Linked DNA regions of Mus musculus: all the other regions are linked to region 3. The links are chromatin loops, found by intact Hi-C in ENCODE. Cell type or tissue: left cerebral cortex. All regions are shown on one strand.

Region 1 (8,000 bases), 190 kb after region 3:
GCAGCTGAAATCAATTATCTAGACAGAAACGGCTCCTACAGTTAGGGCCAACAATCTGGTGTCACTCTATGGATCGAAAAGTCCCAAATAGTCTCGGTATGGGGATGGAGCCATTCAGTAGTCATTTTTACACCAGGTATTCATGCAGTCTCCTACACTTATGAGAGAGCCAGGCTGTGGAACCAACAGAAGGTTGACCTGTGATTTCCAGGTCTCTCATAAACAAGCTGTCTGGGAAATGCAGCTGCCATGCTGAGGAAAAGCAGGCCTGTGTGGAGGTTGGCATGGGTGGGTGGGTAGGGGAGCTTTGGCTAGCAGCTGGCACTTTTGTAAGCCACAGGAGAACACTGTGGTATTCCCTCAGCTTCACTGAGATTTCGGGTGACCTGTTAGGGTGACTTACAAACAGAAATTACCACGACTTAAGTGGCAAAGCGCCTGCCTGACAGAGCCAGCCAAAGGGCTCAGTCCCAAGAGACGATACTCAGTTATGCCTGTTTCCATGCTAACTGGAGATAAGGAGAGTGTGTTTGTGTGAGTGTGTGAGGGAACAGTGTATGCGGCGTGTGTGTGTGTGTGTGTGTGTGTGTGTGTGCATTCATGTGCATCTAGGCTCATGTGCATGCACACACAAGTGTGTACATGTGTGTGTTTCAGAGAGTATATACATCCATGCATGTGTGTGTGTGCACATACATATGTGAGTGTGTTTGTCTGTGAGTGTGTGTGTGTGTCTGTGTGCATGTGTGTGTGAGTGTGTGTGCCTGTGTTTGTGTTTCTTAGGTTGCAGATTTGGTTTTGTTTTAACTTTGAGGCCGGTCATTCTTACATAGCCCATGCTGGTCTCAAACTTCTAAACTCAGCTTCTTCAGGGGTGGGGTTGCTGTCCTGTGCCACGATGCCTGGCTTGGCAGGTATATTTTGAGGAGAAGTGATGGGACATTATAGTTTATATCTGAAGTGTTTTCCCCCAAAGTGCTGTGCTTAGGGGGTGGACACCCAGCCGACGGTGCTGCTTTGGGGGGTTCTGGAAGCTTTAGAATGTGGGACCTGGCAGAAGAAGTAACTTACGGTGTACTCTTGGTTGTATCTTGCCCCAGACCTCTTGTCTATTTGTTTCTTGTCCACCATGAAGTGAACAGTCTCCTCACCATGCCCTGCCACCGGTGCCCCTCCTCCAGCTGCACTCAGAAACATTCAGCTAAGAGACCACGGAACCTTCCTTCCAAACTGGGCGTCAAACTGGGAAAGCAAACCCTTTCTCCTTAAACTGGTTCTGAGGTTCAGGTGAGAGTCGTGTGTGTGTGTGTGTGTGTGTGTGTGTGTGTGTGTGTGTGTGTGTGTCTGTCTGTCTGTCTGTCTGTCTGTCTGTCTGTCTTGGGTCTGTCTGTCTGTCTGTCTGTGTCTGAGGCAGGGTACCTCGTAGTCCAGGCTGGCTTCAAACTCATCACATAGCAGAATTCTGAGTCTTCCTGCCTCCATCTAAGAGCTGAGGTTACAGGTATCTGCCACAACCCAGCTTGATTTTGATCAAACTCTGTAAAAGTGGCTAATATAAAGGACTTCTAGAACACTGGAAGAATCATTGTTAAGATTTTATTACTAACAACTGCTAAGTTTCAAACCCAGGACCAATGACTAGGTACCTATTTAATATATCGAATCAGACCTGGCAGCCAGGTTCTCCCAGCATCCTTCAGTCCCTATCTGTTACAGAGTTTGGCTCGAATACCCCACCTTCTACCTTGAACTCTCGAGCCCAGTGGTTGGGCTGCCCTTCCCCCAAAAGCTCTTCCCTATATAGTCCAGCCATTTTGATTACCTTTTTTGTTTCTTTGGCCTCCTGGCTACTGCACCTAGGGTCCCTCTTTCCCCTATGCCCACCCCCCGCCCCGCACCCCCCACCTGTCCACACATGGCCTGCACTCAGCCTGGTCATGTCAATTATGGACTCTCCCAGATGTCCCTGCCTCTACCTATGCCACAAGTCTATAATAAACTTCTCCACCACACCTAGGAACGGTCATGTCCTTTCCTTTTTTATTTATTTATCTTTTTATTCAAGAACAACAAAAACAACCACCTCAGCTGCAGCCTAGTGTGGTGGCACATGTCTTTAATCCCAGCACTTGGGAAGTAGAGGCAGGACAGTCTCTGAGTTCTAGGCCAGCCTGGTCTACATAACAAGATCCTGGTCAATTATCACTACTTAGTGAGCCCTGTTTAAAACAAACAAGCAGCTGGGCGTGATGGCGCATGCCTTTAATCCCAGCACTCGGGAGGCAGAGACAGGACGATTTCTGAGTTCCAGGCCAGCCTGGTCTACTGAGTGAGCTAGCTCCAGGACAGCCAGAGCTACACAGAGAAACCCTGTCTCGAAAAAACTCAAAAAAAAAAAAAAAAAAAAAAACCCAAAACTCAAAAAACAAAACAAAACAAAACAAAAACCTAAACAAGCAAAAACTCTGAAGTAGATGTCCCAGCACCTGTCATCACTCGGAGGTTGAAGGAGGAGGATTAAAGCAGGTATACGGCCACATAGTAAGTGGGTTCCAGGCCAACGTGGGCTACACCAAGTGAGGCCTCCAACTGGCAAAATAAAAAGCAGTGGCTTAAACCGCAGAAATTTACTTTCTTGTAGCTCTAGAGGGTTTAAATCTAAAATCAAGGTGTTGGTAGCATTGATTTTTCTTATGTCTCCCTCCTTGGCTTTAGATGCAATCTTCTCCCTGCATTTTTACAGAATCTTGCCTATATCTGTCTAAGATAGTATCTGTCTTAGGGTTTCTGTTGCTTCGATGAAACACCTTGACCAAAAGTAAGTGGGGTTGGGGGTGGGGGTGGGGTTGGAGAGACGGCTCAGCTCTTAAGAGCACTGACTGTTCTGCCAGAGGTCCCGAGTTCAATTTCCAGCACCCACAGGATGGCTTATAACCATCTGTAATGGGATCTGATGCCCTTTTCTGGTGTGTCTGAAGACGACTACAGTGTACTCATATACATAAAATAAATAAATCTTTTAAAAAACGAAAACAAAAACAAAAGCAAGCCGGGGAGGAAAGGGTTAATTTGGCTTACATTTCCACATTGGTGTTTACCAAGAGAGGAAATTGAAACAGGAACTCACACAGGGCAGGAACCTGGAGGCAGGAGCAGATGCAGAGGCCATGGAGGGCTGCTGCTCGCTGACCTGCCTCACACGGCTTGGTCATCTGCCTTCTTACAGAACCCAGGACCACCAGCCCAGGGATGGCAGCAGCCACCATGGGCTGGACCCTCCTCCATCAATGAGCAGATGGACCCTAGGGAGACATGGTCTCCACTGAGGTTCCTCTCTCTCGGATGACTCTAGGGTGTGCTAATTCACTTATATGGTCATCACCATATCCTCATTTTTTTTTAAAAACAGAAGTTATTATATTAACAGAGTTCATTAGCTCAATTTTTAAAAAAGATTTATTTATTTAATGTATGTGAGTGCACTGTCGCTCCCTTCAGACCCACCAGAAGAGGGCATTGTATCCCATTACAGATGGTTGTGAGCCACCATGTGGTTACTGGGAATTGAACTCAGGATCCCTGGAAGAGCAGTCAGTGCTCTTAAGAGCTGAGCCATCTCTCCAGCCCCCCCCCCATTAGCTCAATTTAACATGAATCCTTTAAAGGTTCTATTTACTAATTAGTCACATTCTGGATAATAGGACTTGTAGGAGAGAGTGTACTCAGTGGTTAGAGCACTTATCTAGCATATGCTAAGTTTGATCCCAAGTACCTCCCCAAAGCAAAAAGAATTGGAGGGAAGGCGTAATTCAGCTATAGCATTGGTCAACGTATGCAAGTCTATAGTGTTTCATCTCAATATACCAATAGCAGCTGTTTTATAAACCAGCCTAAGATGTGGTGTTTGTGTAGCAGCAACCTGGGGAGGCAGGTCTTTCAAGCACGTACACAGCCACTTCATATTCATATTCCTTGTGCTGGGCAGAATTTTCCTTCATTATATACTCATAAGCATTATTTGATAGTTGATCTTGTCAACTTGATGGGATCTGGCACCATTGCAAGGATGTTTCCAGAAAAGGTTAACTGAGGAGGGAGACACACCCTGCCTGGGCAGCACCATCCTGTCAACTGAATCCACCAGGAAGAAAAAATGGAATACCAACTGAATCCACCAGGAAGAAGAAATGGAATACCAACTGAATCCACCAGGAAGAAGAAATGGAATACCAGCATCCACCATGTCTAGGCTGGATGCAGTGTGACAGCCTCAGACTCAGGTGCCATAGCCACCGTGCCTTCCACCATGGACTGTAGCCCCTCAAAACTGAGAGCCAAATAACCCGGGCTCCCTTAAGCTGCTGCTGCTGGTTGTGACACAGGCTCCTCCCTTCCCCCTTTAGACTTATCCTCCGGAAGATGAGTTTGACCTGCCCTGGGCATGAGCCAGACTCAGGGGTCTCCTCTTCAAGTGCAACTACATCGTATGAGTCACGATTGCTCTTTTGTTAATGTATATTTGGTCTGTTCCTTTTGATTTTTCTAATTTCTGATGCTCATTGTTATTGTGTGAACGTGTGTGTACATGATGCCTGTGTGGAAGTATGGGCGTTTGTGTGCCACAGCACACACGTAGAGGACAGAGGCAGCTTTGTGGAAGTGGTCCACTCTGAGCATTATGTGGGTACAGTAAATTGAACTCAGGCTTTCAGGCTCATCATGAAGCAAGCGATTCTGTCCTCTGAGCTGTATTGCTGGCCTTCAACCTGACTTTTCCAAGGAACTGTGTATCCTTTTCTAAAACTTAAATTTAGTTCAACAGGAAAATGCAGTGGGGTTCTGGTCTGCTTTGGGGGCTGGAGGTGCAGCCTGGCTGTGACCTTTGCTGCACTGCCTCACAGGCCACTCTTGGTTCTGATTGTGGTGAAGGTTGACTTCCAGGAGCATTTGAGGCTGCTTTTCTGACTCAAAGCAGCATTGCACTGCCCCCCTGTGGCTGGACAGGGTCATGACTCCAGGAGAGTCAATGGGTTGTGAACAGATGTGATTCCCCGGGGCCCCCAACTGCCAGAGTGGGACATTCTGGTTGTAAACCACCGCCTTAGCTGTCGCAGTGGCATGGATGTGACTGATCTAAGTCACAGGAACTTCTGGAATGGATGTCTTCATTCTGAAACCCCTAACAACGCTGCTCACCTGAAGTTTCTCATGAGCAGATGAGTGACAGGCCTTAAAGACAGCAAGAAAGGACAAGTGTGCACAGCTCCTGCGATGTGGTACCCAGGGGCTCTCATAAAGAAAAGCCTGGCCCGGCCCTAAGAAGCCGGAGGCCTAATGCTTTGGTGTTAAGTCTGTGGGTTACATAGTTACATAGTTAAAAGCTAGCCTGAACCATGTGTTGAGATGCCCAGGCTGCTGAGCAGGTAAAATCGTGACCGCATCCCCATATATTTTGTGTGAGTGTGTATGTGCACATTGATGTGTGTGCAGGTGCTTAAATGTGTGTTTTAGGAGAGCATTATGCAAGTATAGCTTGCATGTGTGTGTGTGCGCACATGCGAAAGCCAGAGGTCAACCTTGAGCATGTGTTAGTTCTTTTGTTTGTTTATTTATTTTTTTGAGACAAGGATCTCTTTACAGCCCTGGCCTCAACAATTAGGCTAGACTGGCTGGCCAGCAAGCCTCCGGAACTTAGCTGTCTCCGTCTCCCTAGCCCTGAGATTATAAGCACATGCCATCACATTTGGCTTTTTAAAAAAATAAATTTCTCTCTCTCTCTCTCTCTCTCTCTCTCTCTCTCTCTCTCTCTCCCTTATCTATTTATGAGGTCATGCATGCCTTGGTGCTTGGGTGGAGGTCAGAGAACAACTTGTGGAAGTCAGCTCTCTCCTCCCACTATGTGGTCTCCAGGGATCAGACTCAGGTCTTCAGGCTTGGTGGCAAGCACCTTTATAAACTGAGCCATCTTGGCGGCCTCACGTTCTTATGCTTGCAAAGCAGGCGCTCTACCGACTGAGCTATCCTCTACATTTTAAGAAAGGTTTATCGTGGTTACAAGCACAAGCTTTGGACTCTGGGTTTCAAGCCCTAATTGCACTACTTATTCGGGTGTGGCTTTGCAGGGGTAGTGTGGAGAATGAGGGTGAAGCAGAGGGGGCAGGGGCTCCTAACACAAGTGAGGACCACAGGAGGTGAGAACCACAGGAAGTGTGGGGGAGGATGCAGACAGCAGCAGATCCTCAGCTACTCCGTCCTACCCTCAACTGCTCCTTCTGGCCTCGGTATGTGTCTAACTCTCCTGGCTCCGATTTTTGCCTTTAAGGACAAATGGCAGAATTCCCTGGAAGACAAAGGCTCCACACTCGGGAGTGACTCAAGTCCTAAGCCCCTGGCCAAAAGCTGGGGCTTCCTCCATGCTGGAGTGAAGAGGTGTTGATGGTTTTTGGTTTTCTTTTCTTTTCTTTTTTTCTGAGTTTCCATTTTGTGGGGCATTGTTCCACTTTGTCTGCAGGCCTTTTTCAGCAACTGTGTAACAAATGCTCTTTAAAGACAGCCAGCAGTGGCGGCACCCAGACTGCCCTGCAGGGCTGGGCCAGTGTGCAGACACCCTGGGTGGTCGTTGCAGCTGTAACTACCGGGTCAACAGCCACTGAGGAAGAAAACCGGGTGGAAACTTGACCTTGGCCCCCAGCTACTCCACTAGTCTGGTTTTGCTGCTTTAGTGCTTAACCTGCCCAGGGGCTACATCTGGGATTAGAGTCTGCAGGCAGGGTTTTGGGTCAGGGCTCAGCCCTGAACTCCCAGGGGAAGAACGTTTCATTCCTGGTTCATTCTCCACTGCTTTGAAGGTTGAAAGCAAACTACTACCCCGCTTCTGAATCCAGCCTGGGTTTCCTCTTAGCTCATCCTGAACAAACTGTTTGACTGCCTGGAGGAAACGCCATGTTGTTTTTTCTCAAAGATGAAGTGGACACTACACTAATATTTACTCAGACAACTTTGTTTAAAGGATGGCTCAATGTGCATTTGAGTTGTATTGCAGAGCCAGGTGCTCAATAAACGTTAACTACAAGAGAAGGTGTGGCTGTACTCACCTGTGTTCACACTGGGCGGGGCACGGAGAACAGCAAGCAGTCTCAAGTCCGATGCTGACCCAAGCTATAGCAGATTCTAAGCTACTATGTGAGTACTTGTCTCAAAAAACATAAACAAACAAACACACATAAATTAATGTTAGCTTATGTTATCTCTTAAAATATTATATTTAATGGGGCTAGAGAAATGGCTCAGCGGGTTAAGAACACATACTACTGATCCTGTGGGGCTCTTGGGCATCCGGGATTCCAGTCCCAGGAGATAAGACCTTCTTCCAACAGACATGCAGACAAAACATTCATACACACAAAATAAAAATAAATCGAAGTATATAGTAAGTAAAACCATCAACATCATCACCACTGTGGTGTGTGTGTGTGTGTGTGTGTATGTATGTGTGTGTGCGTGTGTGTGTGTGTGCGTGTGGTGTGTGTGTGCACGTGTGTGGTGTGTGCGCGTGTGGTGTGTGTGTGTGCGTGTATGTGTGTGTGCATGTGGTGTGTGTGTGCGTGTGTGTGTGTGTGTGTGCATGTTGTTAGGTTTGCACAGTTAGGTGCCAAGTGCCTTTGCGTGCTGAGCCATGTGCCCACCCAGTACGTACTCTCTTACCACCTCCCTCCCCATCATGCTGCCCTTCCGGTGTGTAGAAACTCATGTTACCTCTGTCTGGAAATCGCTCCTTCCTCTCCACTGTCCTCCCATAATCTTGCCCGTTGTCCATTTCAGACTTATTCTGAAACCAGCCAGAAAAAGCCTGAGTGGGGGCTGGTGAGAGGGCTCAGTGATTAGGAGCACCGACTGCTCTTCCAAAGGTCCTGAGTTCAAATCCCAGCAACCACATGGTGGCTCACAACCATCCGTAACTCGATCTGAATCCCTCTTCTGGTGTGTCTGAAGACAGCTAC
Region 2 (8,000 bases), 67 kb after region 3:
CCAGTCCCTCCCCATGTTCTTCTAGTGCTCCAGCCCTTCTCTGACCTGGAATGCTCTTTTTCCAAATGAAGTCTCATCTGTGACTCAAGTTTCTTTTTCATAGTACTTGCTATGTAGCTTAGGCTAGCCTTGAACTCATGGTGATCCTTCTGCCTCTGCCGTGCAGGTACTGGAATTATAGGTATCCACTACCATGCCAGACAAGATTGCAGTGTCTTACAATGTGAATGTGTGAAGATTACTGGTGTTCCTTTAGCTACATAAATAAATCCGACATGAGTGGACTCACAGTGTGTTCTAGCTACATTTGCGATTGTCCCCTCCCTTGTTTTATTTGTTACATAGGACCTTAGAAAGGAACAGAAATGCAATTTGAATTTGTTTGGAGTGTGTGTGTGTGTGTGTGTGTGTGTGTGTGTGTGTGTGTGTGTGTGAGTGAGTGTGTGGTAGAATGTTTGCCTAGCCTGCCGAAGGCCCTACATTTGATGCCCAGCACTAGATTAAACAAACCGTCTAGAGAAAAGTTTTTGTGTGAAGGGCTGATGCCACTCCTGTGTTGATTCATTGGGATCAAGTGTCAGAGAACCCTCTATGGTGACCATAGAGATGACCAGGGAGGCAGGAAAGATGAGGACAGATTCCCAGAAGGAGGGAAGGTGTGGGTGTGGTTTCTGGGCAGATGAAATCATTCCTGTCCACTACCCTTGCACCTGCCTAGGACTCTGACCAGACCTGTCCCTCCTGGCCCGAGTCTCACCCATGACTCAACCTGTTCCTTAATCAGACATTGCTCCACTTCCAAGCCTCTTCTCTCCAGCTGTGCGGTGTGCCTGTGTCTCCGCCTGCACAGCCCCCCACTGCTGCTCTGCTCCTTCTAGTGAGCCTGTTCTTTGTGGAGACTACTTCTCAGGGGCTGCCAATCAATTTTCTTCCTTGAGGGAAGATGTCCCTGAGACCCCAGAGGTGTAACCTTGACAGCGGCTGTCTAGAGATCTCCTGGTTCCTCCTTAGCCATTCTGTCTGTTTCGTGAGCTCCCAACCAAAAGTGATACTTGCTGCTTTCTACCATTCTGATTTTCTTCCCTGGATGATTCCTGGGTGGTTGTCCGTTTATCTTCATGTGTCCAGCCTTCATTCATCATGATCCAAGGCCCCAGGTCAGTCCCTAGCTCCCCATGAAACCAAGTGTGTCTGTGCACACCTGAAACCCAGCTCTTGGAGGGCAGAAGCAGGGGGCCCAGAAACTTAAGATTATCCTTAACCACATAGCACATCCCGGCCCCCACAATGCATTTCTTTGATTTTATATGTATGAGTGTTCAGTCTGCTTGTATGTATGTGCACCACATGCAGGCAATGCCTGAAGAAGCCCAGAAAATGGCCTTGGATCCCCATGTACTTTAGTTATGAGTGGTTGAGCCACCCTATAGGTTCTGGGTACCCAACCCAGGTCCTCTGCAAGAACAGCAAGTGCTCTTAACCACCGAACCATCTTTCTAGCCCCTTACTGGCTTTGGTTTTGAGACAAGGTCTCGTGTAGCAGATGCTGGGCTAGGATTAGGGTTAGGGTTAGAACTGTGTTTTGTAATTTGGAACCCAAACCTTTTAAGTCACCCTGCCTTCCAATAGAGCCTGGCCAGGAGTTTGTCCAGCCAGGGCTACCCTTATTTCCAGCTGAGGCCAAGGCCTCTCTTTCTAGCTCTGGGTCACAGAGAGGCTGTGCCTGAGTTCACCAGTGCTTGTCCCGGCCCTGCAGGTGTGAGTTTTCCCTCAGCTCCACTTGCAGTGGAGGACAGGCACTCTGCCATAGCACCTGGGGAGAGCTGCTTCTAGGCTAAGCGGCCCCCTGACAGGCAGGAGCACTTCTGTTTACTGTGACTTATGACCGAGAGTGTGGCTTGATCAACAGAAGCACACAGTCTCACAGGACTTCTGGAGGCACTGGAGACAGAGATGGCTGACAAGTCAGTGGGTTCCTCTCAGAGGCTAGGATCTAACTCAGTTGCATGGTTCTCATGAAAGGCCCAGCACTTTCACGCACTTTGGCTATCAAACAGAGCTCTACCTTCACCCTCACTTGTGTGCTGTGTGTGGTCTGTCTGTCTGTCCATTCGCCTTCCTTTTCACAAGGACACAGTCATAGCAGATTAGTCCCTGACCTAATGACCTCATTTAAACTTGGTCATCTGTAGAGACTCCGTTCACAGAACCTGGGAATTAGGGTTTCACTCCACACCACTCTCTCCTCCTGCAGTCCTGTGGTTTGCTGTACGTCCCTCTGAATCCACACCTCAGTACCGCTGTGGGAACTTTTGCCCATCTGTTACCGGCAGCTCTCTTCTCTCTGGGCTGAAACCATATGCTTCAGCATCAAACCATGCTCTGAAACCCACCTGGGCCCAGCGTGCAGACCAAATACCACCTCCTCCCCCACAGAAAAGCTTTCCTATCCCCATGTGACTGCAGCCTTCCAAACTCCTTGTCACATCTGGCTCAGTTCCCTCCGTTAGGATTTGCTCTTGTCTGCCTGGCATGTATTTGTCTAAAGATCTTCATCATCCATTCAATGTTAGCTTATGTTTAGTGCAGATGTCCTGCATATGAGACACTCTCCTGGCCCTGTGAACAAACTTTACACAATTGTCTGTATGGATCATCAGAATGTTTGTAGCAGCGGCAGCAGCAGAGGGACCCAGCATGGCCCAGCAACACCACATATGTAAAGGAAAGGGGAGTTCTGAGCATGAGTTTGTTTACCCTCTGCATCTTGGGGTGAAAGGTGCCTCTTACATCCTGGGTGGTAGCCTGGCTGCCTTGTAATGTTAGATATAGGACTCCCAGTAGCCCTGGCCTCACACTTAACTCCACCACTCATAGATATTGACATACTGGGGCCAGCCTCATCTACCTTATAGATAGTGACTATCTGTGGCAGTCCCATCTACCTCATTTGCCAAATGGAGTGCTAACAGTAGCAAAAATCCAGGACCGCTCAGCATATCCAGAAAATACTGGGGAGAAAACTCCTTGACTAGTCCCTAGTACTTAGGTCTTTGGTAAATCAGATCCAGTGCTGGTGAACACATCCCCAGGATCTCAGTACTGGGGAGGTGGAGGAAAGATGATTAGGAGTTCAAGGCCAGCCTGGGCTGCATAGAAAATACAAGGCCAACCCTTTCACAAACAAAGCAACAAACAAAACTACAAAGGAATAAAAGCAAAGCAAAGGGACCAGTTAGGACCCCTGGGGTTTGCGGGTGGAGCAGCTTGTGTGGGTGGAGCAGCTTGTGTGGGTGGAGCAGCTTGTGTGCGTGGGTGACTTGGGAGGTGACTCACAGGAGAAGATAGCACATGGGGAGCGGGAAGGTGTGGATCCTGGTCATCTTCACTGCAAGTGTGGCTTTCTCGCCTCTCCTGTCCCAGAGCTTGTCACTGCTTATTAAAATGAATGCAGCTTTTGGGTCCAATTCCCTCCAGGGTCAAACTCACTCTTAAGCTGGGGAAGTGTGAGCCAGCAGTAACGTTCAACAAGCTCAGTCCAGAGAGATGCAGGGCAGAGGCCCCAGAGCCTGCAGGGGAAGTGGGTGAGGCTCAGCTGAGGAGTGGGGCTCTGGCTGTCTGCAAATCCTGTCCTCCTCCGTCCTCAAGGAACGGATGGCTGTGCTGAGGCCGGCTGAGCCTCAGCAGCTTGAGTTCAGCCGAGGAGGTGAGAACGCCTGAGCCCAGGACCTGCTCAGCGTGGGCAGGGGAGACCTGGAGGGCTGCCACTGAGCCGGAGCCAGCTCCAGCTCCAGCCCTGCAGCTCGGGTGCTGGTGCATTGCCTCTTTCTCAATCCTCTGAGTCAAAAGTCCTGTGGCAAGCAGCAGTCCTCCTGAGTCATGTGCCCACAACCCTCTCACCTGAGCTCTCACCTGAAAGAACCCAAACTGGTTTCTAACCACACCCCTTCCAGCAGGACAGAACTCTGTGCCGGGGTCACAGGGCAAGCTGGAGGTCAGAAGCACATCCGTTTGTTCATCCCCACTTAAGAAGACCTGGGGATAACGCTGCTTGTGTCCTGGGTGGCTCGCTGGTGGTTGCTGGAGAACATGTCTTGGAAAATACAGACTCCAATTTAACCCTGACCTTTTGAAAAAGAAAGACCCTGCTTCCCGTCTCCCCACCAGATCCAATTGATTTTATCTGGACATGAGATAATTTTGTACAATATGGTACTAAGCATAATATGCCAGACCTGGTAGTACCAGCTTGTAAACTCCAACTGCTGGAGAGGGTGAGGAGAAACGACCACAAGGCTTGCCTCGGCTCCTCTGAGCTTAAGAGCAGGCTGGACAACTGCATGAGAAACTCTGTCTCCAAAAGCGGGCAGGGGGGCAGCTGAGGAGATGGCTCAGCAGGTAAAGACTCCGTGGTGGAAGAAGAGAGTTTGCTGCTGTGTCTTAGGTCTAACCTCTACATATGTCTCCCCACACCAATAATAAATAAATGGAAACATTAGCTTCAAAGTAATTTTCCAATGGCAAAATGCTGGCTAACAAGTTTGAGGCTCTAGCTCCAATCAATGTCCAGTGCTACAAAATAAATAGAAATAAATATTTAGAACTGACACAGCTGTCCTCTTTTGCTGGAGTTTCTCCTAAATGCTCTGGTACCATCATCCACTCTGCCCCTGGCCTGACTGAGCTGGTACCCGGTCAGCTCAGCCATTCCCTGGGAGTTTTCTATCAATCTTGTATGGTTTGAACCCTAATCCAGAAATAAAGTAGGAAGCAAACAGTAGATTTGTCTCTTCCTGGGCCATCCATAGCTCTGTGACCTTTGGGCCTTTGGGCCTTTGCATTGTTTATCACTTAGTGGTGGTTCTTATCCATCTTCTCAGTGTAGGGGGGGGGGTCTGCTGAGATGGTGTGTGGTCCTCTGGACTCATGAAGAGCTCTTCAAGAAGAAGCTCGGCCTTACAGATGGTAAAGTGTGTCTGGCTAAAGATGGGTGTGAGATCGTAGTAAAACCACGAAACCAGGACACTCCTTGGTGGAAAGAAAGAGCTAATAATGAATATCTGTCAAGGCTATCTCTCCCCGGGACAGAGAGGAGAGCCAAGGGGCATGGGAGCTCTGCCAGTTTTAAAGGGCACAGGTAGCTGCCAGGGGGGAGCCTGCTAGCTGGAACTGTGAGGGGAGGAGTTGGGGCTTTCATCTGTTGCAGGCTTATTTGGGTTAATAGGGAACTGGACGCCTTTTCTGGAGGTAGGGAGCTGGAGGGGGCGGGAGGGGACAGATAAGAAAGGAATGGCTTTTCCTGGGAAACAGAAGCCCACTTTACAAGGTTTCTAGGAATGCTGACCTTCAGTAGCAATCCTTCTGTTTGCCTGGTCAGAGTCCATCCTGAGCTGAGCCCAGACTGACATTTTGGGGGTGGGTACCTAACATTCCAGCCTTTTGTTGAGGATAAGGGACATCAATAATCTCTAGCTTCGTTGAGCTGGGCAAGACAATGTTGTTGGGTTTTCAGAAAGGCTGGATTGTCAGTCAAAATTGGTGTGTGTGTGTGTGTGTGTGTGTGTGTGTGTGTGTGTGTGTGTTTAGGTCTGTGATGGTAGGAGAGCTGGGGACATTCTGTCAGAAGTTTCTGTTTTACTGACTGGTGGGTAATTTCACTAATTCTATCCCGAAGGAAGCTGAAGAGACAAGGAGGCATCATTATTATGAGAAGTATAGATATTAGTGGACCCAGGACGAGAAGGAGTCAGGGACCCAAGAAAGACAAAAGGAAGAGAGGTCTGCTTTGGAGTTGGCCCCTGGAGGCTATAGTTTGTAAGCTAGCTCATTTAAGTTTTTAATCCTCTCTTCTACTTGGCTGGATTCATTCACACAGTAGCAACACTCCTCAGTGAGGGAGGGGCAAGGACTTCCCTTTTCTGCAGCCAGCAAGTCCAGGGCTCTTTGGTTTTGCAGGGCTACAGAAGCAGGAAAGGTAAGCTGGTTTAGCTGTAGTTGCCCGGCTGAGGTTGATTCCTGGATAGTGTCTGGTAGCTGGGTAGAAATTTACTGAGGTAGATACAAACTATGACCCAATCTGCCTGTGGTCAAGCCTGTGTAGGAGCTGCTGAGGCTGCCAGACTAACTCCAGCCACGACTGGGAGAGCCACGGCCCATCAGTTCCTGTGTAAGACTTGGAGGAGACTGTAGAACTCGCCTTTGGAAGTGACATGCAAGGAGCATGAGTGGATTTGTCTCCACACTGGGAGAGCCTGATTGTCAGCAGAAGAGCGTTCCCTCTGGGGTGGGTAAGGTTCCTGAAGTTGATTGAGATGTTCATTTGTGCTGATGAAGGACAGGGCTGGAAGGAGCTGTCAAAGATGCAGTCACCTGGTATCTGCAGAGAGTAGAGAGGTACTGGAAGTGATAAGGGAAGGGGGAGGGGAAGGGTGTGCCGGTTATAGAGCATGGAGGTTAGAGCTATGTGGGTAAGAGGAATAGCCCCACCAGGGATTATAGTGAGGAGCACAAGGAAAGTGTGCAGATGAGTCAGGAGACCCGTTGTTTCTGCTTATGTGTGGAGAAGACACAGGATTCACTTAGAACAGCCTTCCGGAAGGCTGGGTTGACAGAGGTCTCAGGCAGCTTAGCCTGCAGTTTGGATTCAGATTTTCTAATAGCTCAGCTACACCACTTACAGAGGTGGTTGGTGCTTTCTCACGGATTCTAAAAATAGACTTAACAAAGTCAGCAAAGGCAAAGATGCTAAACAAATATTACTGTGAAATGGAGTAGACGTTAGGAATTTATAAATCTCATTTATCAGATATGCATTATTTATAAAACATATATTGTTACTTAACAAAATTTTCTAGAAGCCTGGTGTTGAACAGTTAGCAGAGACATAGCAGTTAGGTGTAAATCTCTAAGTCGGTTTTTATTCATCTAAGTAGACCTTAATCTGAGGGTTTTTAATCTTAAAGTTAATCTGAGTATAACCTTAAAAATTTATTATCATATTAAAACCCACACCAATCCAAAATATTTTGAAAACCTTTTGTTGTTTCCTTAATCTAAAAAGGAGAAGTAGAGGGCTCGGTAGGACTGAGAAGTTATATCAGTGTTGTCTTAGTTGGTCTATGTTATGTGGTTATCATAGATGGTGGTTAAGCCATATGACATGTACCTGTAAACCTTAGTAAGGCTGTCATCCTACTAAGCTGACATGTGGCTATTATTCAAAATATCTATTTTTCTGTAGAATTGAATCTAAGTTACCTATACAGTATATTCTAAACAATAGTTGAATCATATATAATCTGTTATAGCAAATTAAGATTACCTATCTATAGAATTTTTTAAAATTCTAAGCCTATTGTATAAATTTTAAGCCAAATTTTTTGTTAAAGATTTTATAGATTTTCTTTAACCATACCCAACAAACTTATAAATCCTGGGGCGGAGTTTACATCATAGTCTTAAGAGCTCAGATGTAAGAGATCCCAGGATCATCTGTTTGTGCGGTGGGTTGTTGATGTATGAAAGAGTTTGAAAATCAAATGCACAAGTCTTTGACCATTGGTCTGTACTGAGGACAAGCTGTTTGTAGTACTAAAACCTGAGTCTAAAGGGGAGAATTTATATAAGCTTCAAGAAGGAGCAGAGAGAGAGAGAGAGAGAGAGAGAGAGAGAGAGAGAGAGACAGACAGACAGACAGACAGACAGACAGACAACAGACAGAGACAGACAGAGAGACAGACAGAGAGAGGCGGCCCAGATGAGCTTGGGCCTAGTGAAGCTGCAGGGAGACTCTGCCTGAGGGAGGAGAGGCCTAGGTAGGCTTAAGGAAGAGACAGATCAGGCAGCCCTGATGGAGGAGAGGAAACTTTAGTGGAGAGCTGAGAGCAGAAACTTCAAGACTGCAGGTGAGAGCTAAGATCTCTTAGCTTAGCAGGACTGCAAGAGGGAGGAGCTAAGAGATAGCTTAGTAGGACTGCAGGAGGAACTGCAGTTCCTAGGGG
Region 3 (8,000 bases):
TTGAGAGGACATAGCCTCACCCTACTTCCAGTTTACACTTCCTGCTTTGTGCTTATAGTTGACATTGTGACCTCTCTTAGGTTTCCCGCTCCAGCCACCATGTTTGTCTCTGGAAAAGTCTGTCCCAATGCACACTTCTTCTTCTTCTTCTTCAAGCTGTCCTGGTCATAGTGCGTTGTCACAACAACAGAAAGTAACCAACACAAACATACAGACACTTGGTTGTCACAAACTGAAGTCCCCATGAATATCAGGGACTGGACACACCAGAGGAAGGTTTCCTGTGGGGACTACATCCTCATCAAGTAGTGACTGGTATTTGGCCAGTCACTGGTCCTGGTAGGACTGTTTTCATAAGAGAATTAAAGTATGTACAAGCTGGTGCGGTGGATGGCTCGGCAGGTGAAGGCACTAGCCACCAATCTTGACCTGAACTTGATCTCCTTGACTCACATGGTAGGGAGAAAACCAACCCCAGCAGAGCATCCTCTGACCCCTCACATGCACTGGGGCATAAAGGAATGTAGTCTTTAAAAGCAATTTAATTCAGCAGGGACCTTGGGGACTGTGTGGAGCCGTTAGTGGCTTTGTTGAGTCCAAAGGTAGGTCACGTGCTTTACAAAGTAGAAAAGGCTCTGGCAGATGCGAATGACTTAGACTGGCATGCAAGCTGGGTTTATACAGAGCTAGAATAATAGAAAGGCAGGCAGAGTGGGTCACGCGAAAGCAAATATGGCAAGATTTGTGTTGAGTCAGAATTCCTAAAGAAAACTGTTGACAGGAAGCCAGACCGGACACTTGTGAGCCTCTTTTCCAACCTGAGCAAGTGTTTGACAGGGTTATCAACGATAGAGCAGAGCACGTAATGAAGATTAAATCTCTGTGTATGCTGTGTTAGGGAAAGGCAACTGTCCTCCAATAGTAGGCTATGGACATTTCTCCCCTACTAGAAAATGTCCTGGGGTAGAGATTGTTCACCCAAGCCCAGGGCCTTCCCAGCAGCCAATGTGGCTCATGGAGAGGCAGCCGCTGGCTTATGTTGGTGCAGAGTCTGTCAGATGCTGGGAACCTGAAGCCTAGCTCTGCTCTTCCTTCACACTGGCAGGATGTATAGAGCCAGCTTCCTGCCTGGAGCTCCTCAGACTTGGGGAGGCAGGGCCTTAGGACATGAAGGTAGAGTGGCTGGTGGGGAACAATTGCATCTCACAGAGTTGAATAAAGTAATGCGTTCTACCATGCTGCCATACCCAGTGTTACTCTTTATAAAGATTGATTTTTATTTGTGTTTTAATTATTTTCAATTTTTGTTATTAAATCTTATTTATTTACATTGATCCCTTTCCCAATCCCCCACCTCCCAGAGTTCTTCACCCCATCACCTCTCACCCCCTCCACCACCAACACCCCTTATTTTTAATTGTGTGAATTTATGTGCATCTGGGCATGGCCTGGTGCATGTGGTACCTGTGAGGGCTTAAGTTGGATTCCCTAGCACTGTGGTTGCAAGTAGTTCTGAGCCACCTGGTCTCAGTGATGGGGCTGCGCTGGGATTCCCCTGCCAGAGCGGTGTGTGCTTAACTACTGAGCCACCTAACCTCCAGTCACACCCTTTTGAGGAGACAATTGAGGCATGTTGATGGGAGTGGTGGGCTCTTTGGTACACCCCTCCTCCCTGCACGGCATCTCCTTAACTGCAGGATTCCCAGACAGAATGGCACTTGTTTGGAATGACAGGAGCTTTCAGACATCCTACTTACCTTTATACAGAGATTTCATTGCGGAGATGCTATAATTCCAACCTTTGAGTGTGCTGAGGAAGCACTGAAGATGTGCAGGCATCTAAAGAGGTAAGTTGGGAAATCATTTGGCTTAGCACACAAGAATCAGACATACCTGTCAAACTCTAGCAAATTTTAAGGATGGGTAAGGTATAGATGATACCTAACAAGGGAACTGAGAAGAAAAACCATATGTTGATTAATGTACGGTGTTTAAATGCAGAGGGCGCCTTGAGTGGATAGGAAAGGCACACAGAATAGTCATAAGATTAACTGAATGAAAATCCCAGAGCCAGGGATGGGGGTGGGGGGAGCTGGGTAAGCCCCAGAGGCTCCTAAACAATTTGAGATATCGCCATTCTTGCTGGCTGCATATGAGAACAAGGTGGTAAAACCCATTACAGGAGATGTGGGATGTTTTAGCTGCATGTGGCAAAGCCAAGCTGGGACTGGGCTGGAAGGCTCTGCCCAAGCCAGCAGTCAGTAAGTCACGCCACTGCTTTCCTTCAAAAGTCCATGCAAACGTTCCAGTGCTAAGGTTAGTCCTGAAGGGAATCCAGGTGGCCAGGAAACCTGGGTTGGTCTACTGGCCTTAAAGTGGCAAACTGGGAGTGGAGAAGGCAGTCTGTCCACATTCCCAAACTCCAACCAAACTGCCCAGCACTAGACCACGAGAGGCAAGCTGAACAGCTGGGGGAAGCCTTGTTCACTCCATCTGCCTCTCCGTTAGCATGGAAGTTAGTGCAGGTCCAAACCACAAAAACACTCTGGAAAACAAAAAAGACTTCTTTATTATAAAAACCCATCTGCCCTGAACTGACATGCAGCTGGTTGCTGGCACGTATTTGTCCTACTCAGTGTGAACAGTCATACATTCTACTGTAGAAATGGGGCGTGTTTGATTTCTGGGTATTGTCCCAGACAGTGCTGTGAGAAGGACATCTGTAGGTCACTATGAACAGTACTCCATCCTCATCCACCTCAGATTCTAGTTAACCTGGCTGGTCAGTGGGCCATTTTACTGTCAGCTTTGTAGGTGCTCACAACCAGGGAACCACATAGAAACATTAGCATGGTAAAAATAAATAAATAAATAAATAAATAATACAATTTTAAAAATGGTGATTCTAGCTGGGTAAGTCTTGATCCTATTTCTATAGAAACAAATGTTTTTTGAGCATCCACATGACTAAAAACGTCTCTGGATTTTTCCTAAACCAATCATCTAGGAGTGTCCGATGGCAAATACCTGTAATCACAGAGCTCAGATGCTCAGGCAAGGAGGATCCAGAGTTCAAGGCCAGCCTGGGCTATATAAGACCCTGTATAAAAACAAAAACATACATATAAATTTGCAGAGAGCTTTTTCTAGAAAAAAATAGGCATAACTTCGTCACCTTTCAAAATGTCCTGTAACGCGCACGGCTCATTTTTTAATCTAGTTATTTTCTTCCTTTTTCCCTAAGATGATGGTGACCCTTCTCCCCAGTTTAGGTCGACAGGGTATCTGCGTAGTTCTGAGGCCTTACCAGCAGAGGGCGCTGCGCCCGCGGGCTCGGGGCGGGGCCGGGCGCGCTTTTCTCCCCAGCAACAGGGGCCCCGCGGCGCTCGGGGGCGCGGCCTGGAGGCTTCCCCAGCCCCGCCCCTCCCCGCCCTGGTGCCCCAGGAGCGCCCTGCTGGGGCGTTGCCTGCCTCGCGGCGACCTCGCCCCTGCCGACTGGGGCACGGCAGGGCTGGGGACCACTCCCGTGCCTGCCCCTGGCGCAGCCTTCCCACCCGCTGGCCGGGCTGCATCTGGCTCGCACTTTGGAGCCGGATGGGGAGACGTGACCGCCGAGACTCAGGGCGCGCCAGGGACGGGTGGGGGAGGTTGAGCTTTGGGGCACCTGGGGCAGTTCGCGTTCCTCGGGGAGGGGAAACGGGCGCCCCAGCTCCCAGCTCTGCGTCCCCGCGTGCATTCTCCAAGAACGAGCTTAGCTTTTGGTTCCTCTTCCCGCTTCAGAGCCTTGCCTGGGATGGGGGCCAGGCCACAGGTCCTGCCCACAGTCACTAGACGAGTAAGAATTATTGCACTGGACTAGATGGACTTCATGCATTGCAGTAAATCTGACGGTGGGGGCTGAGTCCCTCAATTTCCTAATCTACAATTTGAGAACCTGAACTGTCCCGCCCATCCATCTACCCCGACCTGCAAATCCAAACACCGAGAGGTTTTCGGACCCGGGGCGAGGCGGGGGGGGGGGGGGGGGGTGCAATTGCCAGAATGCCTACCATCAGCTTCCAAGGAAGTCTAGCTATAACAAGGCATTTCCCAAGGACCTTGACAGTTCGCTTGCCCTCTACCCTCCCTGCCTCTCTCATCCCTCAGGGGAAAAAAAAACTACTGTGTGCTAGCTGCTTTTCAATCACAGGCTTTCTTGAGTTCAACACCAAACTCCTTGGGATTAGGGACCTATACCAGCAAAGCAAAAAGTCCCAAGACCTTAGAGCCAAAGGTCACTGAGTTGTCCTGTTTGTTTTAATACTGGCTGGTCCCAGTTCCAGCTTGGCCATTTGCTGCCCTCCTAGGGTTAGTGCCCTCCTAGGGCCTGTTTCTTAAGCTGACAAACGGAAACCACACTGCTTGGTTGTGACCAGATCTGGGGCACATGAGGAACTTTCTCCGTTTGCAGACCATGAGTCCTTTCAATATGTCAAGCAGTTCTTCCTGTAGTGCTTGAGCCTTCACACTTAGTAACCAGTGTCCTCTGCCTTGCAGCAGAGCAGCCTAATTAAGCCACATTTAAATACGGTGATATCTTTAGCCCAGTGGACAGGAAGTGGGGTAAACTCGGGGAAGCCTCTAAAATTTCAAAGTTACTAGTAAATCAGGATCAAGGGAAAATTGTCCAACCCTGTGCTGAACACTGATGGAGAATTTACCGCAAGATTCCCAGCTCCCACCCTCTGTACCTGGTGCCTAAGAATGCATGGGGGTGTGACTTGACTGCCATTGTCATAGGGGGTTAACCCCCCAGGGAGGTTCACAGTTTATCACCGCCAGAAGGCTATCTTAGGTGCCTTCCTGTTAGAACCTTTGGCTTCAGCAGCAGGGCGCATGCCTGGCAAAAACATAAGTCACGGGGAGTCCAAATGTTCCTGTCGGCCTCCTAGCTCCCATACCGTCTTACCAGAGATGAGGACTCCGAAGGCCAGGAGATCCAGCTCTAAGTTCCCGGCTGACACCGACTTGGTGGTGACTCACCTCAATCAGTGGGTCCGTGAGACCATATTTTCAGGAGGGAAGTCTCATGCCACACCTGTACAGTTTCCAAAGCACCTCTAAATAATTCCAAAGTGCTGTCAGTTGAGACCTGATGGTGTAGGTCAGTACAGTGACTGAAGGACAGAACAGGAAAAGTGTGAAGTATGGACTAAAAAGGATCGATCTGCGATCTGCACTCGGCGCCAAGTCATAAAAAGACATCCAAAGCTGAGGTTCCTGCAGCCGTGGCTGAGCAGGACGTGGGGTTCTTGGAAGGGACCCATCTGGGAATGCACGTGACTACCTGCCAGGGGCAGTGGGCAGACTGGAGTTTGCTCCAGGTCCTTCTGGGGCACCGTGGTGATTCTAAGTGCCACATCTATGCTGCTAGGCTGGAGCAGCTAATGCTCTGGGGTTCCGAGCAAAAGGGACTGCTTGCTGATTCTAAAATTTACCCTCCCGTTTCCTAGGGCGTTTAGGTGTTTGGAATGCCTTTCCTCCACCTGTCCACATTTCTACCAAAGCCCCCACCTTAACGCCAGCCCACCAGGGTTTCTGCGGCTGTGTTCCACACAGACCTCCGCCCCTTCCCATGACTACTTCGGGTGCAGGTTATCCTGTATGTGCATGCCTATGAAATCCTATTTCATCTTGCAGTATTGCCCTATCTGGGGTGGAAAGCCTTGCATTGAGGCTCCTCAAGTATCTTTAGAGCATTTGTCCCAGTTTAGGACAGGGTGGACACCACACAGACAATCCCTCCAGATCCACACCCTTTTCTGAGAATTCTCTGACCCCTGGCTGCATTTCCTGAGTGCCACAGGGCCTTGTGGCCAGCCATCATTGACAGGAAAGATCTGGAGCCAGGCTCTGAGCCAGCAAGTGGTGTCCACAGCCGCAGTGTGGCTTCCCTAGAGAGGGCTAGGGTAAGAGTGAGGCCAGGAAGGCACGGATCCAGTCCCCGGTGTGCTGCTGCTCTGCTCTTCCCAAACAGACCTTCAAGTCTAAAGACGGGACCAAACACCAGCGACCTTGGGTAACACCCCAGCCAGTGGACACCTAGGAACAGTTTTGTCCATCTGTCTCTGTGTGTGTCTTGGTCGCTCGCAGAAGGCTGCGCTGCAGGTGGCTCGAGCAGCTGCCAGCCATGCGGCTCCCCGCTGCAGTGCCCGCCCGCGCCCCAGCCTTTTCATGGGGGTTTTCCGGCTCCGGGCGCCCCAAAGCCACCCGGGCCGCGCACAGCTTTCTGATGAGTCAGCAGCAGCCGGGAGCCTCGAGCCGCTGCGGGCATCTGCTCCGTGACGCATCGTGAGTCACGGGCGCCCCGGCAGCCGCAGCCCGCCAGCTTCGCTGCAGCGCCGTCCCTACGGCGCCCACCGGGCCGGGCGCCCGCACCCGCACCGTGCATCTCCTTGGCTTCCCCGGCGCGGCCGGGCTCCAGGCTGACATCAGACGCTGGCCGCCAGGCCACCCTCTGAGTCAACAGTTTCCGAAGCGCAGCTTGCTGCCAGGGGCGGGGGAGAGCACAGCCTCCCGGGGAGGCGCGGTCCTCACCAGTCCGGCTGCGGCGGAGGGCGGAGGTGGGAGGTGGGTGGGGACTAACGGGGCCTTTACCAGAAGTCATGAGGCCGAGGGAGAAGGGAGGGCCAATGTCACCCCGCGGGGTAGCTGGGCGCCTTGGAAGCCCGCTGCCCCGGGCCACAAGCTGCAGCCCGCCCTGGGTGGCGAGGCTAGATCCGCCCCGAGGGCGGGAGGAGAGGAAAGGCGGGTCCTTGCTGGGAAAGGCCCCAGGCCAAGTTTCTAGAAGCAGGAAATGGACTGCCCTGGGAGACCTCTCTCAGCCCTTGGGTGCCAGGGGACCACTAAGGCTGAGACTTGGCCTCCAGCCCTTTGCTGGGGTCAGCTTTGAATAAGGCCTACTGCTGGGGGCCTGGCCTTGCTTGTTTAGGATCATACCAGAAGGGCTGGGGCCTCACTCACCTTACTCTCCGTGGGTTGCAGACCCTGTAGTCAACTGGGGAGGTAGGGAGGCACCCTTCCTCAGCTAAAGGAGATGAATGTACAAAGATAAATCGTTTCCAGGCCCTGGTATTAGCTGGCAGGTGGCTTTCCTGTTAATCGGGGCAGTAATGCTATGATTGAAAGGCACGAAAAAGAAGAGAAGAATTATGGGAATATGTAAAAAAAAAAAAAAAAATCACTGGAGGACTTAATTCTTCATCCCAAAGCAAGTTTCCAAAAGCTGAGGATGTGGCTTGGTGGTAGAGTGTTTGCCTACTGCAGGTCTAGTTCTTAGGAGTGTGTGTGTGTGTGTGTGTGTGTGTGTGTGTGTGTGTGTGTGTGTGGGGAGTGGGGGGATGGATTAAACTTTCCACTGAAGCCCTACATTTGTAGAATAATCTGGCCTTCCAATGGGTAGCAAGGCTAGGCATGTCTGGGTGCTTTGAGCTGCCTCCGCGTCTGCCCAGTAGCCAATCAGAGAGGCGGCTCTGTGTCTGGGAGGCACAAGGAAAGCAAAACATGAGCTCTGGGGACAGAAGATGATGCTTCGTGGTAGAATACTTACCCAGAAGGCACAAGGCCTAACTCTTCTCCAGCCAGAAATGGAACAGTCAAGGAAAAACCATAAGAAACATGCACCTTCTGGAAGCTTCTCTAACTCCAGCAGTTTTCCCTTACCAGGGCAAACAGGAAGGCAGGGTGAGGAGGAGCCAGGACACGGAGGACAGCAAATGTCTACAGGCGCTTGGTTTTCTCCCCTAGACCCGCGCCTCTAAGATCCATCTGGGACCGGGATGAGTAAGACTGTGGGCCCCAGCGGGAGTTCATGCTGAGCCGCTTTCCTGGATTTCACTTGCTGTTTTTCTCAGAGCCACCACTTAATTAATGGTGCCAGTCTGGGGAGGGAGGTGTCTGTGTCTCCCCTTGTAGGCAGGAGCAGGACAACAGCTGGGCTTTCAGAACCAGTCTGGATCTGT

Evidence for each region. Hi-C counts contacts between places; a loop is a spot of excess contacts. Peaks named below come from ENCODE experiments on the same cell type or tissue, not always from the same donor. Only the 100,000 strongest peaks of a DNase experiment are listed, where the experiment ranks them.
Region 1: it touches region 3 in a loop (7-fold over the local background); 28 of 42 quality-filtered maps call a loop at or near these places.
Region 2: a loop joins it to region 3, with 2.9 times the contacts of the local background. A loop is called at or near these places in 2 of 42 quality-filtered maps.

Annotation. Positions count from the first base shown.
Region 1 is chr15:38,281,040-38,289,039 of GRCm38, reverse strand. No RefSeq gene overlaps it. Among named protein-coding and RNA genes, the nearest start is that of Gm35248, 14 kb to the left of the region's middle. In left cerebral cortex, CTCF peaks have their summits at 3,531 (motif pointing right) and 4,994 (motif pointing left); a DNase peak (open chromatin) is centred at 4,983.
Region 2 is chr15:38,402,078-38,410,077 of GRCm38, reverse strand. It overlaps Gm41307 (a long non-coding RNA gene), which reads left to right and starts at 5,428. Exons shown (of 2, transcript XR_875181.2): 1 at 5,428-6,287. In left cerebral cortex, no CTCF peak of the experiment used is centred here; DNase peaks (open chromatin) are centred at 2,390, 3,380 and 3,726; H3K27ac peaks cover 355 bases.
Region 3 is chr15:38,469,248-38,477,247 of GRCm38, reverse strand. Gm41308 (a long non-coding RNA gene) reads right to left here and starts at 4,020. Exons shown (of 2, transcript XR_001781662.1): 1 at 1,758-4,020. In left cerebral cortex, a CTCF peak has its summit at 3,294 (motif pointing right); DNase peaks (open chromatin) are centred at 4,582, 5,065, 6,349, 7,490 and 2 more places; H3K4me3 peaks cover 1,911 bases; H3K27ac peaks cover 2,233 bases.